Linked DNA regions of Homo sapiens: region 1 is linked to region 2. The links are chromatin loops, found by intact Hi-C in ENCODE. Cell type or tissue: PC-3. All regions are shown on one strand. Each heading gives the region's core, and the rest is flanking DNA. Links, peaks and the distances in the headings are about the cores only. Region 1 has its middle 290 kb from the start of ARSJ. Region 2 overlaps ARSJ (arylsulfatase family member J).

The links. Peaks named below come from ENCODE experiments on the same cell type or tissue, not always from the same donor. Only the 100,000 strongest peaks of a DNase experiment are listed, where the experiment ranks them.
Region 1: a loop joins it to region 2, with 5 times the contacts of the local background. A loop is called at or near these places in 4 of 110 quality-filtered maps.

What each region holds. Positions count from the first base shown.
Region 1 is chr4:114,267,862-114,276,209 of GRCh38, forward strand. No RefSeq gene overlaps it. Among named protein-coding and RNA genes, the nearest start is that of ARSJ, 290 kb to the left of the region's middle. In PC-3, for the core only: no CTCF peak of the experiment used is centred there; a DNase peak (open chromatin) is centred at 4,610; H3K4me3 peaks cover 675 bases; H3K27ac peaks cover 2,586 bases.
Region 2 is chr4:113,954,813-113,963,160 of GRCh38, forward strand. All of the region lies in intron 1 of ARSJ (arylsulfatase family member J), which reads right to left. Among named protein-coding and RNA genes, the nearest start is that of ARSJ, 21 kb to the right of the region's middle. In PC-3, for the core only: no CTCF peak of the experiment used is centred there; a DNase peak (open chromatin) is centred at 4,579; H3K4me3 peaks cover 4,159 bases; H3K27ac peaks cover 4,555 bases.

The DNA.
Region 1 (8,348 bases), core at 186-8,185, 310 kb after region 2:
ACATAGACCCACGGAAATAACTTGAAAGATAGTTGTAATAATAAATTGCAAAGTATATTTTTATTGTGGGAAGAGGGATGAACTTCTCAGTGTTTCCTAAATCATCTTTTTTAGGTTTAGCTATAAAATTGACCATCAGAGGCAATTATTTTAGGGGAAACACACTAGTCAACATTAGTTATTTCCAGATTAAATTAGGCTTTAACTCATTAGAAAATATGGCGTGTTGCCTCTCCTCTTCTTCTCCCTGGGTTAATGCAGCTCAGTGTGAAGAATGTCCATTTCTGAGTCTGGTTACTGCTGTGGCTGGCCCCATGGGAGTTTCATCATCCTATCATTGCAACATAAATACATTTTGTGATTTCAGGTGGAAAGAGGATTCAAAAATATAAATTAAATTCAGTTTTAGAAAATATAAAAATAATTATTTTTTTACACATATGGTTTTATGGAGACAAATTCATCTTCACCTTACTACTATAATATTAAGGGAGATGGAAGACTTTGCTAAAAATCAGTACATAGTAGCAGTAATAGTGCTAATAAAATAGTAGAAATGGATTTCCATGTTTTTCAAAAGAAGAAAGTTATTGAGAGATTTTGCAGGAAAGATGTGAATTAGAAGGACTCGGTTCTTTGGAGATAATCATTTCACACTTTTAAGAGTTAATTAAGGTTGCAATGCCTCAAAGTGACTATTAGGTGTTCAAAGTTGTAAGGGTAAGACACACTGAGTTTACATACAGTAACAGATGATATTTTAAGGACACATGGGAAAGGAAGACAAGAACCTCAACTTGCACGTAGCCAGGCTTAGAGCATACCTCAACCAGACATGCTGTGCTCAGCCCCAGTGAGGCTGGGACTGATTTCACTTGCTTACCATCTGGTTGCTGTCACACAGCTACAATGTGATGTCCCTTGTGTGATCCCTAGACATTATTATATAATCTTTGGACAGTGTATCAAGAGGCCATGGGTGATGTAGTAGGAATCTGAACCCAAAACCAAGAATCTAGGTAAAGTGACTTTCTAAGGACAATATTTGCTATTTATGCATAAATATGCTAAAATATACACTAACTCCATTTGAACAAATGATATCTTTTCCTTTGGAAATGTGAAGGCCAAATACACACAGAGAGGTAGTCTTCTGTGGGGTATAAAGGCAGTTAGCAGAAATAATGAATTCTAGCCACAGCATTTATCTCTCTCATTTTGCTACAATATCTGTAGGACAGCTATAGTCTTCAAATGCAGTATTCAAATGTTCACTCCATTTTCCACTATAGTGCTCCTCAGCTAACTTCCAACCTCTCTGGTAGAGAATATACAGCAGCTTTCAAGTAACTTTTAGGCCTCAAGGCCCAGAAGACTTGAGGTGCGGACATTAGGTGCTCTCTGATCAAGGCACTGTACTTTGCCATTGTTGTTCTGTTACCATATGACTGTGATAGAAGGCATTTCTGTTTAGAATGCTGGGCCTCAGGATTCTGGACAGGAAATAGGGATTCGTTGCTTATATTTCAAATCAGCAAACTTAGCTGAGAATTAAGGTGGTTCTAGGTCAGCCCCAACTTCCACCTCCATCCCAGAAACTCAGCCAAGAACAGTGGAAGAATTCATAGGTACTCCCACCAATATTGAAATATCCTTCATCTCCTTCCACTCTATCCCTTCTCCAATCTTAGAGAGTTTTTCATACATGTGTGCTTGACTGAAAAGGGGATGGTTACTATCTGCCTATTGATGTCTTCTAAATCTTTCCATCTTACATATGGTGGTGATACTTTATGATACTTTACGGTACTTTAAGATCTTCTAAATCTTTCCATCTTACATCTGGTGGTGATACTTTATGATTTAACACCCATTTGAGGGCACAGTGACCTCATGTCTTTCAGCCCAAATGGGGAGTAACAAAAGTCTTCCCCAGGTTCTCTATCCATGTCTCTGCCTTTTTTCTTATTTTTCTTTCATGTCTTGTCTTCCCTACCATTCGTACCCTCTGCTGTCAAAGTCTGATGCTGACTGTGGTCAGGCCACTTATTTATCCTAAAAGCTTATCAATTTATCAATTTCCACAGAATAGTGCTTAATCTCATAGTTAAAAAATCCAAATTCCTAAGTGATCTGACCCCAATTTGCCTTCCCAATTCTATTTTTCACCACTCTATTTAATTTCTATTCTCCTGGCAAAAGAGAATTTCTTAATGTTTTTCATACGTTATTTTTGCTTCAGTGTCCTGTTAAATGCCAGAAATGTTTTATGCTATCATTTTCAAATGCTCAAATTCTAGTAAATTTTCAGGGTTCATTAAATTTCTCCCTCAATTGCCAACACACATGCGCATGTGTGCACGCGCACACACACACACCCACACTCTGTTGTCCAAACTACCATAAATCTTTCCTTATTCCCTTAAGCACTTATAATTTATCTTATGTTGTAGTAATTTAAGCTGAAGTGGGTAGTCCCACTAGATTAAGTTTTCATTTTCTTAAGTTCAAACAAGTTTCTCACTGATTATGTATCCCCAGAAAAAAATATATAATGATGTATAAAGTATAAGATAGGCAACACATTTGTGATCAAAATGATTAATTTTAGATTTGAATTCTTACCTAAATAGATTTTTTTTATTGAACCACAAGGAGAAAAATTTGATTTTGAAGAGGCTTTATTTTACTTCAGCCAGCTGTATCATTATGTATGTGCACACGCAAAGGGACACACACACCATTGCAGAGCATGTGGATGATGGATTTTGCTTTAAATAATATCAAGCTAGGCAACTATGTTCTAGTTTTTGGAAATTTTAGGCAATAATAGGAAGAAATAAAAGACTATTTTGTATTTTCAGTTGTTAATTTGCTTTGGCTTTTAGGAGAAAGGAGACAATTTCAATTTAATGTCTTCATTAATCAACTTTCAGTTCAGCCTCATCATGTGCTGCATTTGTTTAAATTTATTGCCCAGCAAGCTAGCAATTTCAAGAGTGTTTAGCATTGTCAGTCAGTCCACTAGTGTGATATGAAAGAAGCAATGAATGTCACTTTTAGGGCATCTCCTTTCCTGTACAGTTTCAGTTTATTAATCCCATTTGCTTCACTCATGAAATTGTAATGAACCATATTTTCACACTCTTTATCAACTAAAAATGGCCCATAGAGCTTTTTTAAGAACCTTCATTTAGAAAGGTGAAAATGAAAGTTAACATTATGTATTTTAAGCCTTTAAATCTGTAATATGAACTTTATGAAGTTAAAGGATGATTTTCAGTTAAAAGAAAGAAGGTCCTGGAATAAAAAAGGAATAATGTCAACAAAAGAGGGAGTGATCAGATTGAGTCATGAGGGAAATAAGGAAAGGGGAAAACAATAGAATTGGTTTGGGGTTAGTCAATAAAATAACTGAACAGATGATACAATCAAGACTTCTAGATAGTGAAAGAAAGAAAGAAGATCAGTGAATAAAGTCAACAGAAAGACAACCAGTGGAGAAAAAAAGAAAAACACAATATTTCATGGGCTTTATAAAGACCCAGAAAAAAATATCAGAGGTTTAGAACTGAGAATTTAGTTTTTTACTTTTGTTTTTTAAAAGAAGCATTGAAGTTATCGTTCACCTCAGTCACCTCAAAATTTAATTATATCACCAAGGAAGTGAGTACTATAACACATGCAGTAATGGACCTAAGATTCTTTAAAAGATCTTTTCACCAGACATAAGCCCTAAAAAATTTCTGTCATACAAGAGTAAGAAAAACAGAAGCCAAAGTAACCCTAAAAACTAAGCATCTGTTTAAAGAGTTTTAAAAAACATTTTGTTGTTGTTTTGTAAATTGTTTACTCCACAGTAGTCTATCATATTTAAATTCAAAATAGAGAAATAATGTATTAAGGACTATTCATGATGCCTAATAATAATTAGTTTCCTTTACTATTTACTTTGAAAGACCTACTGAATTTTTCTCTCTATTGTTTCTTTTCATGGAAAGATGACTAGGAAGGTCATTTTACCATATTGAACAGATGGATGAAATAATTGAGTAATATTGAATGCTGTACTTACTGGCTAATCTAGCAAAATGGATTTAATATTTCTATAGGGCTAAGGGGCATCATATTATTTCATTACTTTTGTTTCTGGAAACTAGAGTTTAAGTATTTAAAACAAGTCAAAGTAGGCATTGAAAAAAGTATTGAAAAGCTGTGAGGCATGTTCCCTGTTCTGCAAGGCTTTCAATTAAGAGCTCTTTTATTTCTTGGGATCTAATATACCCAATTTCATTTTGTGTCATCAAATCACGTTCCAATGATTTTAGTATGATTATGGCGTATTGGATTTAGAAATGTAAACTAGATGAACTGAGAAGAAAGTATGCTACTGAAAATAAATTATTACAAAGAATCCATGTAACTGCTCTGGGTTGCAATTTCCCAGGACAATTATTTCTTTTTGGCCAAAAATTTTTAAAAAAATAAACAGGAAATTTTTTGACCACTCATGTCTTTTCTTTAGTCAAAAGTCTCCTGTGAAAGTAAGGCTTGTCTTGCAAAGTTATTCCTGAAGCAAATTGACTCAGAGGGCAGCATGACTTATGGTACTGTTACTTTGTATAAACAGTTCTGTCTTATGAGTAATGCTGGGTGAGGTCATGATTTTTAAGCACTTATGGTTTTTGTTGAATCCAATGAGTTTGACAAAAAATACTTCAGGAAGAAGTCAAATTAACATGCTACATTCAAAGGGCTTTACACTTCTTACATATTTACTAATATTGATGATTTTCACACTATGAATTTTCAAGAAACTTAGGAAATCTCTCAGGTAACAGGCATGGTGGCAGCATTCAGTAATATAGATGAGGGTTCAAGAATTGTGTGATTTTGGTTTAGTCATTTCCTCCAGAAGTCAGTTTCTTGTATTATAAAATGAGGAAATTCAGGCCTATACATCTAAAATTCAAGTTGTTTTATCTATGCATACAAGTTTTAAGGCAATTTTAATAAACTTTTAATTTTAGAATAAATGTAGATTTACAGAAAAATTGTGAAGATAGTATATCTTGTTACTCCTGCTGTTCATATCTTACATTTGGTATATTTGTCATAACTAATGAAATAATTGATACATTGTTATTAACTGAAATCCATACTTTAATTAGATTTCCTTTATTTTTACCTAATGGTCTTTTTATATTCCAGAATTCCATCCAGGATATCATATTACATTTAGTTGTCATATCTCCTTGGGCTCTCTTGGCTGTTACAATTTCTCAGACTTCTTTGTTTATTATTTTTTTTAAATTTTTAAACTTTTAATTTTTTAAAAAAAATTATGGATACATAGTAGGTGTGTACATTTTGCAGAACTGTTTACAATAGCTAAGATTTGGAAACAACCTAAGTGTCCATCAATAGATGAGTGAATAAATAAAACGTGGTACATTTACACAATGGAATATTCAGTCATTAAAAAAAAATAAGATCCAGTCATTTGCAGCAATATGGATGGAACTAGAGATCATTATGTTAAGTGAAATAACCCAAGCACAGAAAGACTTCCTTATTTTTGATGACTGGCAGTTTTGAGAAGTGTGGGCTAGGTATTTTGTTGAATTTTTCTCTATTGGAATTTGTCTGAGATAGTTCTTATGCCTGGTTTCAGATTATAGGTTTTTGGGAAAAGAATTTACAGAGGTCAGGTGTTATTCTTATCACATCACATCAAAGGTACATACTGTCAACATGATTTATCACTGATGATGTTGGCTTTGATGACCTGGCTGAGATAGTGCTTTTCAGATTTCTCCACTGTAAAGTTACTCTTTTTTTCTTCCCCTTTCCTATGTTCTGCTCTTTGGAGGAAATTTTTATGTGTAGCCCATACTTTAGAAGTAGAGAGTTCTGCTCTATCTTCTTGAGGGTTCAGTATCTACAGAAATTCTTTGCAATTCTAGTGATTATGATTAGGTCTCGGTTTTAGCTTGTGCCTCTGAAATGTGAACTTTATAAGTGCATTTAGTCCTCTATCCCCATGATGGAAGCATGAAGGGATTTTGCACTGTGCACTGGGAGAACCACATTGAACTCCTGGAGGTAAAACTCATAAAAGTGTGGGGACTCCCTATCACTGCTCCCCATCCTGGAGTTTTGAACTCTCAGACTTGCCTACAATGAGCCTCTAGCAATCAATTACTGTTTAGGTTTTTCTGCTCTGGTTCTAGTTCCCATGGCCGTTTCTGCTTCAATAAGCCATGACTCCTTGTATGCACCTGTCTGTCAATCCAATTTTGGGGTCAGTGATTTGCCCTGACACCTGAATTCTCTGACAGCTCTAGGACAAGTTGTTGATTTTTGAGCTTCTTCAGCTTTTTCCTTGTTAGGATAAAGTAACAACATTCAAGTTCCTTACATGATGGGCCCAAATTGAAAGTCTGAAAAACGTTGAACATTTCTTTTGGGCAAAAATCCCCTCAGTTTCATTCATCTGACAAGATTTGTATTTCTCCTTAACTTTTGAGAGATAATTTCACCGGGTGTAGACTTATAAGTTGGTGGTTCTTATCTTTCTATACTAAAGATTTTGTCATACTCTCTTTTTCCTTGCATGTTTTTTTTCTGAGAAGTGTACTGTCTTTCTTATCCCTGTTCCTCCAGAAATCAAGTACTTTATTTTCTCTTAGGCTTCTCTAAAGATGTTTTTTTGGTCTTTGGTTTTCTACAGCTTGAATATGACACGTCTAAGTATATGTGTCTATGTTTTTGTGTTTTTTTTTTAATATTTATGCTTCTCTGAGCATCCAAAATCTGTAATTTTTTGTTTGGTGTTAATTTTGGAAGGTTCTCAACTATTATTTCTTCCAATGTTTCTTCTGCTCCATTTTTTGTTTTTCTCCTTCTGATATTCCAATTATACATATATTTTAACTTTTGATATTATCTTACAGTTGTTGGATAGTCTGTTCTTTTAAGATTCTTTTTCAGTTTATTTTAGTTTGGAAAGTTTCAACTGATTTATCTTCAAGCTCACTCTTTATTTCCCTGGCTGTTTTGAGTACACTGAAGAGCCCGTCAAAGGCAGTATTCATTTATTTTACTATGTTTTTTACTTCTAGCATTTCCTTTTGATTCTTTCTTAGGATTTCCATATGTCAACTTATTTTACCTATCTGCTCTTGAATATTATCTACTGTTTCATTAGAGCCCTTACCATAATAATTCCTATTAATTGAAACGCCCAGTCTGATAATTTCAATACCTATCTCAGCCATGAGTCTAATTATGGTGATTCTCTGTTTCATCAGATGGCATTTTTTATTGCATTTTGACATTCTTTATATTTTTTTGTGAAAGCCAGGCATGTATCAGGTAAAACAAATTAAAGTAAATAGGACCTTCGTGTCAGGATTTATGGTAATCTGGCTAGGAATTGGGCTGTGTTTAGCACATGCTATAGTTATAGTTGCCAGATGCTTCATGTTCTTCTAGTGTCCTTGTATTTGTCTCTTCTTACCTTGAGTTTCTCTGAGTGCTTCTAGTCAGAGGGAGTTTGTGTTGCAGCCCTTTTAGATGTAATCTACTGTTATACTGGAATTGTATTTGTGTGGTGGTAAGGTGTGGGAGAGTAGGAGCATTATATAATCTTGCAATTAAATCTGTCCTTTAGTGGGTTTGTATCCCTGGGGTGTGACCTTCACAACTGTTTCTCTGGTGGTATGGACTAATTTTCCTTAGATTCCCACTTCTTTCCCAAACTGCAGTGTTCCCAATTTATGTCCTTGAAGCCCTGGTCCTTGTTGACTATGTATTTCTGCTCTTTGGTGAAATGGAAGGGTTAGCGTAGGCTGGAGCAAGAGAAATTTCCTTCTCCAAGCTGGGATAAGGTTCCGGCATAGCCTTTTCTACTGAAGAGTGTGCCTTTGTTATGGAGAATGCTCTGAGTGTATTTCAAAATGATTCATTTTTCCCTCCACTTTACAGAGCCATAAGGGGACTTTTCTCCCGTCTTCACCATCAGAATCTGGTAGAGCTCCTGGAGGTAAAGCCTATTAAAGTGTGGGCCACTTCTAAGACTGTGTTTCTCACTCTTTAGATAGTCTACTCTCATGCAGTTAATCAAAAATTACCATTTAAGTGTTTCTTTGTTTTCAGCACTTTAACAGCTTCTGCTTCAGATAAGCAGATATTGGTCTCTGGTGCATCTGTTTTCCCAAATTTCAGGATGATAGTTTGCCTTGCAACTTCAGCTCTCTGATGAGTCTGAAAAAAGACATTGATTTTAAGTTTGTCCAATTTTCTCTTATTGTAATGACAACAGTGACAGCCTCTATGCTGTCAAA
Region 2 (8,348 bases), core at 25-8,024:
TCTGAGCCAGATGTCTGGAAGCTCTTAGAGATGATTTTTATTTTTTCTAATACAGTCATATCTTTCCCTTTGCTGTTTTCTTTGCACTTATCTGTCTTGTCTTATTTTGGTTTGGTTCCTTCTGTCCCTGCTGTAAACAGAAGTATGTCCTTTCTTCTCCCTCTCAATTTATTGACTTTTCTTTTTCTTTTCTTTTTTTTTTTTTTGAGCATATGTGAGCATACAGCATCTGTTTCCAAGCCTATACCAGATGGATGAAAATAATTATTGGAGAAATCTGAGAAAAGGAAGATCAAGGCACTTTTAACATCAGCAGAAGATAATGAAAGGGTAGAACAAAAATTGAAAACCAGAGACACTGTCAGGAGTAAACTAAAGCCACTTCTCAGAGTTTCCATAGATCCAATGGCACTGCCATAAATCTAGATTGAGAAAGTCCATTAGCAGTTATTGCAGATACAGTTACCTTCTCCTCACCCCAAATTCTAAATAAAATATATCAAAATAAATGAACAGATTGGTTATTATTTAAATATTAACCCAATTTGCCAGCTTCTTTTAGGTCGTAAATTTGCATGGACTCATGGTAATCCAAATGACTGTATAACCAATCAGGATATTTAGGAAAAAAAAAAAAAGAATCAGTGGCAATACTCAAGCCCAGGTTCCATGCCATCTGCAGGAGCTGTGCCACCGTTTTTATTATAAAAGAAACTACTATTAGGATGCAGTCGGACTGGTTTTTCCAAGCACTAAATCCATATGGGTAGAACTCAATAAATACCATGCACATAATAATTACTAACATCTGTAGAGTGCTTTCCGGTCTACATGTTGCTTTGTTTAACCTTCATAACTGTTATAATCCTCTTTTATAGCTCAGGAAACTGAGGCTTAGGGAGGTAAAGTGATCTAGTTAAGAGCACACAGCAAAAAACTTTTAAACCATAAATTTTGACTCTATAATGAAGTTTTTTGATTCCAAATCCAGAGCTTCTGCTACCTTGTGGTGCCTCTCTGAAAATGTTTTAACAACAATAATGTTGTGATTATACCTTTCAATGTAATTTTTAGAAAATGTTGCCTTTTAGTATCTTCCAGCCACAGCAGCTAATATTTTATGAGGTCATATTTCTGAGTTATTTGTAGTATGGAAACTGAACATTTGAAAACATTATTGAAATCTATTTAAAAACTGTTATTTGGTTAATTTGTAAACCTCAACCTCCTTGCCTCAAGTGATCCTTCCACCTCAGCCTCCCGAGTAGCTGGGACTAAAGACATGCACCACCATGCCTGGCTAGTTTTTGTAGAGACAGGGTTTTGTCATGTTGCCTAGGCTGGTTTCAAAGAGTTTGTAGTGATTTTGAAAGCGAAAGCAAGCTAGATAAAGCCTACTTTATGAAACATGTGCTTGGAATAAAATAGATTAGGATTTAAACCCATAATAATAAAGAGCCACGCCACCTCTCCTTATAGGGAATATTTAATATATTCCCCTAGAACATAAAGAGTTAATTGTTAATCACTTAACAGGAAGACTAGGAGAAGGGGTTCTACGACATTAAAAGCAAAAATGGGAAGAAATGTTTTAAATAAACTAGAAATCGGTGGGACCACACATTCACTTAATAAATCTTTACTGGCCATTTACTATGTATCATATAATGCCAAATACTTGGGGAAATTTAAATTTTAGAAGACAAAGCCTATCTTTTTGAAGAGCTCAAAGTGCAATGGAGAAGAAAGCAATGAATAAAATGTTTGAATTAAGAAGGAGAAACTTGTCTGCAGGAATAAGCAAAGGAAGTAAAATTAAATTAGAGTTCTGAAGGATAAATTGTATCTTCACAGGATGAGAAATGGGTAAAATGCATTTGGAAAGGAGCAGCTCACGCAATGGCATAAAAGTATGAGAAAGAGATTAAGTTCATGCAATGGTGACATGGTCACTGCAAGTAGATCACAGGGTACTTGAACGAGTGGTGAGAAAGGAGTCTGAAAGACTGCAGGGGCCGGTTTGAGAGGGGTCTTTGATGACACGACGAGATGTAGTGACTTTGCAGGCTCCAGGGTGCCAACAGCCTATGCTTTTCAGGCAGGCAATAGCACCATGGAATGTGCAGTTTAGAAAGACAATTCCGGTGGCTTAATGTGGGAAGAGACTGGTGGCAATGCAGTATTTTATAGGCTGTTGCAGCTGTAGCAGCAAGATGGACCTATAGAATTATGTATATTGTCCTAAATTAGAGGGTGTATTTTACTTTAGAATAATCAATGCCGTTAATAATTGTAGGCAGTTCATAATATAAAACGTTTTCAAGCAAGGGCAGGTTTGGGGAGGAAGGCCTTGAGGAAGATTCATTATATAGTAAGCTAATAGGAATAAAGGCTTCAATGTGATGTCCGATGTCTTAGGATGGTGACAGTTCTTTTAGTTTTAGCTCTCCAAAAAGTATTTCCACCATTTTATTTAAATATCTCTATTAGCATCCTTATATGTTAGGGATTTCTTCTTCTTTTAAAAAACTTAATTTCAGAGACCTCTCCTGAGAAAAAAATAGAAAGAAACTCTTTATGCTTGCAAAGCTAATAAGCAATACATTGTATTGGGAAAAAATATAAAAATAAGTAGAGAACCTTTTATTTAAAAATGGAAATAAGTCTTTAAAGTCGTTTTTTCTGAAACAAATGTGGTCTTTTGTTACATTGAGTGGGAAAATCTTAAATCAAACTTTCCAGGATAGAACATTAAAAAACAAAACCCATCAACTCTGAGCTCTCTCTCTACTGTTGAGCACAAAACCAAAATCACAAATGCACAACATTTACTTTCATAGTTCACGGTGACTGATTTGTGTATTGAACACAATGATTTTCTTCCTTTGTGCTTCTTTAAAAAAAGTAACATTAACTTGCAAAAAAGACTCCAAATTGCTTATGTAGGAACAAACTTAAAAGTGAGACAGAATTTCATCTACAAGGCTTAAAACATCTCTTAATTGTTATGATGTAACAGCAGTCTAAAAATTTTTATCAACAAACAAAAAATCAGTCAAGCACACACACCTTCTGAGACCATCTTGTCTGGATAACATCTTCAAAGTTAGGACTGAGTGATTACTAGTCTACGTTCTATGCTAAGGTGCTCAAGAAAAACAACTTCATATTGAGTGACATAAACAAGTGCAGCAAATCTTTTTAAATTTGCATGTTGTTTTGGGAGCCTTTTAAAAGAAACTGTAAGCCAGCATATGGAAAGTTATAAATGGAGCCCAAGTTTGCTTGGAATCTAATTAGAGATGCCTTCCAGCTGTTGCCACTGCCTGGAGCCTCTATTTCCTCTTACTCTCTCCTTCCAAACAAACCATGGAAAAGCAAGCTGAACACCAGTTCTCTTGCCTGACGCAACATGAACTGATTTAGGCAGTCTGGCAAAAAGGAGATGAAAAAATCAGCCTCCTTATTAAATGTTGCTGTACATAAAATGTACAATGAAAATTCAGTCGAATTAAGGACAGAGGTATAGAAGCAAAATTAACGTTAAAAAATTTAAGTGCATTACCAGCAGCACAAAAGGCATTATCAATATTATGACTAAAGACAGCATGGTGTCTAATGTTCACCTATTTGTAGAAAAATGAAAGAATCCATTAATTATTTTTCTATTTGCACTATGTTCTCCAAACTAGACACCTATGATAACCAAAGAAGGTCTTTGAACCCCTAACTTTGATAAAGATCAGGCTCCTACATCATAGATTGGTTATTTTTTTCTCTATGGATATTAACCTGCATGTTTTGACTTTAGCCGATACATATATACAAATAGATACATAACAGAGCTTAAGGCATGGAAGGTTGGGAGAAGGATGTGGCATTGATGTAGCTCTTTGAAGAGAAATAAAATTTCAAATAGGCTGAGAAGAGGGTGATTGTGGTATAAATTTACCTCTCTCATTTCTTTAATCTTCTACTTTCCACTAATTTCCCTATATTTTCTCCTCAGCCTTCACCTTCAAGCATATGTCTCTCTCTATCTTGAAAATATCCTCTCTTGGAACCCGCTATTTTTTAAATTGCCACATTTCTCTTTCCTTTCTTGCAAGATTAAACCCCGCACGCAGGCTACACCCACTCTTGCCATTTCTACTCTACCAACCCTTTTAATAACCTCTTCAGAATCAAACCATTTGTGTTTTGGGAGCGGGATGGGGGTGGGAAGATAAAAATGATGACTTTCTTCTTAAAATAGCAATTTAAAAGCACGATAAAATTTAAATAATAACTAGAGCTGTCTGAAGAGAACATTTCTTTTCAGGCAAATGTGAAATTAAGTAATCTGTTTCATGTTGCGGTAGACATTTTTCTGAATGGCTCACACAGAACATAAACCTTAAAAGCCAACAGCATACTGTGGGGGGAATAATTTCTGTTTACCCTCAGTTCAGTGTTCTGTCCCATTAACAGCTCTACCTCTAAATATGCATGACATTTCCTTTCAAAAATTTTCTGTTTAATGTTTCAAATGCACACACTAGATCTGACTTAGTAAACCAATTCCTTAATAATGAGTCATCTGGCCAAACATGAGTCAGAGTAATAAAGCTCTCGAGACACTTCACTATTTGAACTTTAGGGACATATATAAACCTGTGAACGATTTCACAGCCTGAAGAAAGAATTTTTAGCTGTTATGAGAAGCTGGGTAAGAGAGAACCAGCACTTCCCTGTTTTCATGTCTTATCTTTTCTGAATTTGTAACATTGATTAGAAGAACCTCTGTTCTATGATTTTTTATTTACAGAGATTGCAATGATCATGTGTAGCATTAAAATACAAATTTCACAGACAGTATATTTTACTTTGTGTATATTAAACATGTTTTTTTCTTGAACATTTGGCAACTATAATCAACATGAGATTAACTGTTTCATCAGAATGTGTTTATATGGTTGCATATTATCAAATGGAATTTGGTTTCTGAAAAATGGAATGAAAGTATGGAACAAAATGGCAGAGCTAAAAGTCAGAATATTCCCAACCTTGTATTTTAGTTAATTTTACTGTGATCTATCAGCCACCCAATAGATTTTTTTTCTGAAAGCCTTCTAGTTTCTCTTGTCTTCAAGACTATGTTCATTGGGGTATTAAGTAATGTACCTTCTATCATTGCTTCTCTCTTGAATTATTGTTCTCTTTCCATTCTTAGTGTTATCATTACGGTTTTTTTTCAGTATTTTGTTTCTCATTCAGACAGCTTCCTACTGGTTTCCCTGTTTTAGAGTTGGAGAAATAATAATGAGACATGGATAAAATACAATTAGGCAATGATAAAACGATAAGAAAACAAGGTATTGACAATGAGTTGTAGTGGGCATTTTACAAAATACACATTGATCGAGAATAAATTTTATGTGTGGTTCCCTATACCTGTTCTGGTATGCCTAACTACAGCTTAGTTATTGAATAATAGTTTCCTTGTATGCTTTCCTCACTACTGGGCTATTGAATTTGATGACAAGTGAAAAATTTGAGAGTTTGAGATCATCTGAAAAAGCTTCTCTACTTCACAAACCTTGCTGTTTTATAATTATTTTCTGTGTACCTCCAGTATCCTGGTTTGAATGTTAAAGTATTTCATTTTCATCTCCATGGTGGTGTTATAAAACCGCAGGATTATTAGTGAACTGCCTCAACTTTAATAGCTATAATTGATTCTGGTGTATTCATCAAAATGACAGCTATAATTTGTAGAAAAAAAAGAATCAAAGAATTTTCTTATAAAAGATGTGTTTAATAGATCTGTAGCTTTTTATTATTGCTGCTGCTGATTCATTATTTTTACATTTTATAACTTGATGCTGGTACTTCTTGAGAATGATTGCCTTATTAACATATTACTTATTTGTAGCATTAAGTCAGTAACTTATTTTCTTGATATGTTAAGAAAATTCCCTCAAAGTAGATTGAATAGGGCAGTGTTTTTCAAACAATGACCCAGGAGCCCTGGAGATTGGCAGAAGTGCCCCGAGCCTGCCTTAGAAGGAAGGGGTTGAGGCTGGAACCTGCACTAGCAGATCTACTTTCTTTTGTTTTATATGCTGGACTTCTTTTCCATCAAGAAATTCATTTGACTGAAAAGTGACACATTGAAAAAGAGTTTGAAAAATTATAGAATAAGTTTCAAGTCCAACAGAGAAATAAACCAATTTACCTTTGGCAAACATAGGTAACGTGAACTGGGCAGCTCCTCTAGGTGAAAAATAAGTAATGGGAGAGAGAGACTACAGTGCAGATCCTGAGCAGACACCATGGAGAAGTGACACCCACACTCTGATCACACCTGGAGGAGGCATCCAGCACGTTGGAAGTGAAGTAGCACTTACCCAACAACATAACCTGGGTTGCCTAAAGTTTTACACTTTAAGATTTAAAATAAAGGGGCTTAGAGAAGGGATTTGAACTTGTAAAAGATTATGAGATTCTTATTCTTTAAAAAATAAACAATCACAAATGTTCTTTTGCAGGATATGTTCTGTAGTGCTTGTTCTTAAAATCTAAGAAAGGGAATGTTTGGGCTAACATGTTACATCAGATGGAGGTTGGACGTTTTGATTTCAATACTGTGTGTGGTAACTAAGGTGAATGCATTAAAACAAACATTCCTCTCAATGAAATCTTTCTCAATGTCTGCACAGCTGTTAACTCTTTGGCCCAGAAAACTGCATCAAAAGCCAGCAGTAATACAACTTATGCAGGTTGGCCCATAAACTGTTTAGTGAGTACTTTGCTTTTGGAGAACAAAAAGAAGAGATCACCAATGTGGAAAAGTTGTAATAAATGACAATGTTCTATAAATTAAAGCAAATGACCTATTTTTAGCTATTTTAAAATAAGAAGCAAAATAGGTGGACTTCAAGTTTTAACAAAAATCTTGCCAGATGTAAATCCTTAAAAATTATAATTCTAAAAATGTAAGTGCAGGACCACCAACTACTGCTCAGACTCTTTTGCCTTGACATTAATCCAAGAGAAAGGGAAAAACATGTATGTGTGCCTGTGTTTGTCTCTCTCTCTCTCTCTGTGTGTGTGTGTGTGTGTGTGTGTGTGTGTGTGTGTGTGTGTGTAAACACTTGATATTTGATGCAATCAATAGTCTGAAGTAGCAACATTTTCATTTTGATGAAAATAGGGATGTTGAGTGCATACATTGGCTCTTTCTGTTGATTTCTTTTAATCATCAACCATCTGACCATATGGATGGACTAATAACATGCAGAGTTTTGGCTACAAGTCCAACGTAGTGAAGTAAGGGAGAATGGTGAATTCACCCAGTTCATTCAACTCTGGGACAGCCGTGAGGCCAGACAAGCATGCTTGCCCTAATGTAGCACCCTGCCCCAACATTCACCTGTGCTGCTTTTTCTTTCTTTTGAAATATTAGTGAGTGGCTGAGCCAGAACTCAGATGCAGACCTTCTGACACCACTTACTATGATAAAAGAAAAAAAAATCTATAACTGCAATCCTTCAAAATATAAAACCTAAGGGAGTCAGAAAAAGAAGGGAGAAACAAAGACTATTATTTATTGGTAGGCTTTGAAATGTGAAATATAATTGTCAAAGAGATTCCTGTAACTTGTGATACATGTCTGCTGGAGCAGGCACCTTTTTTTTTTTTTTTTCTAATAGTTGAATGAATAAACTTGAATTTGTCCTTGACTCCTCCTTTTCTTCCTGTTGCATTTGTAGTTCATCAAAAAATCTTGTCTGCTCTATCTGCAGAATATACTCAGAATCCATCACTTTCCATCACCCCTCCCTCTGTCCCATGATCTCTCACACAGGTTAATGCTATGGTCTCTTTAACAGATCCACCTGCTCTCCATCCGACCTGCATGATCTATCCTCAACACAGCCACTAAAGCAGTTCTGTTAAAAATGAAGTTAGATCAGGTTCCCCTTCTGCTCCAAGCTTCCCAGTGGATCCCATTTTAGTCGAGTGAAAGTCAGTGCCCCTGCCTGTGCCTACATTACACTACAGGATCTGGCTTCTTTAACTGCTTTGACCCCATTTCCTCTTAATCTCTCCTGGTCTGTCTCTGAACTAGCTTAGTGGGGCTGTCCTGTAATGGTACTTGAACACACCAGGGGTGTTCCTGTTGTAATACTTATGCATTCACTCTTCTTTCTGCCTGGAGAAGCTACATACAACGATCCCTTCCTTGCCTCCCTTCTTATCAAGGTCTTCCGTGACCTTTGTAATATTGTCCTCTCAATTTCTGTGACTCCCAATCCTCTTTCCTGCCTTATCTTCTTTCTTAGAGCATGTCACCCTCTAGCATA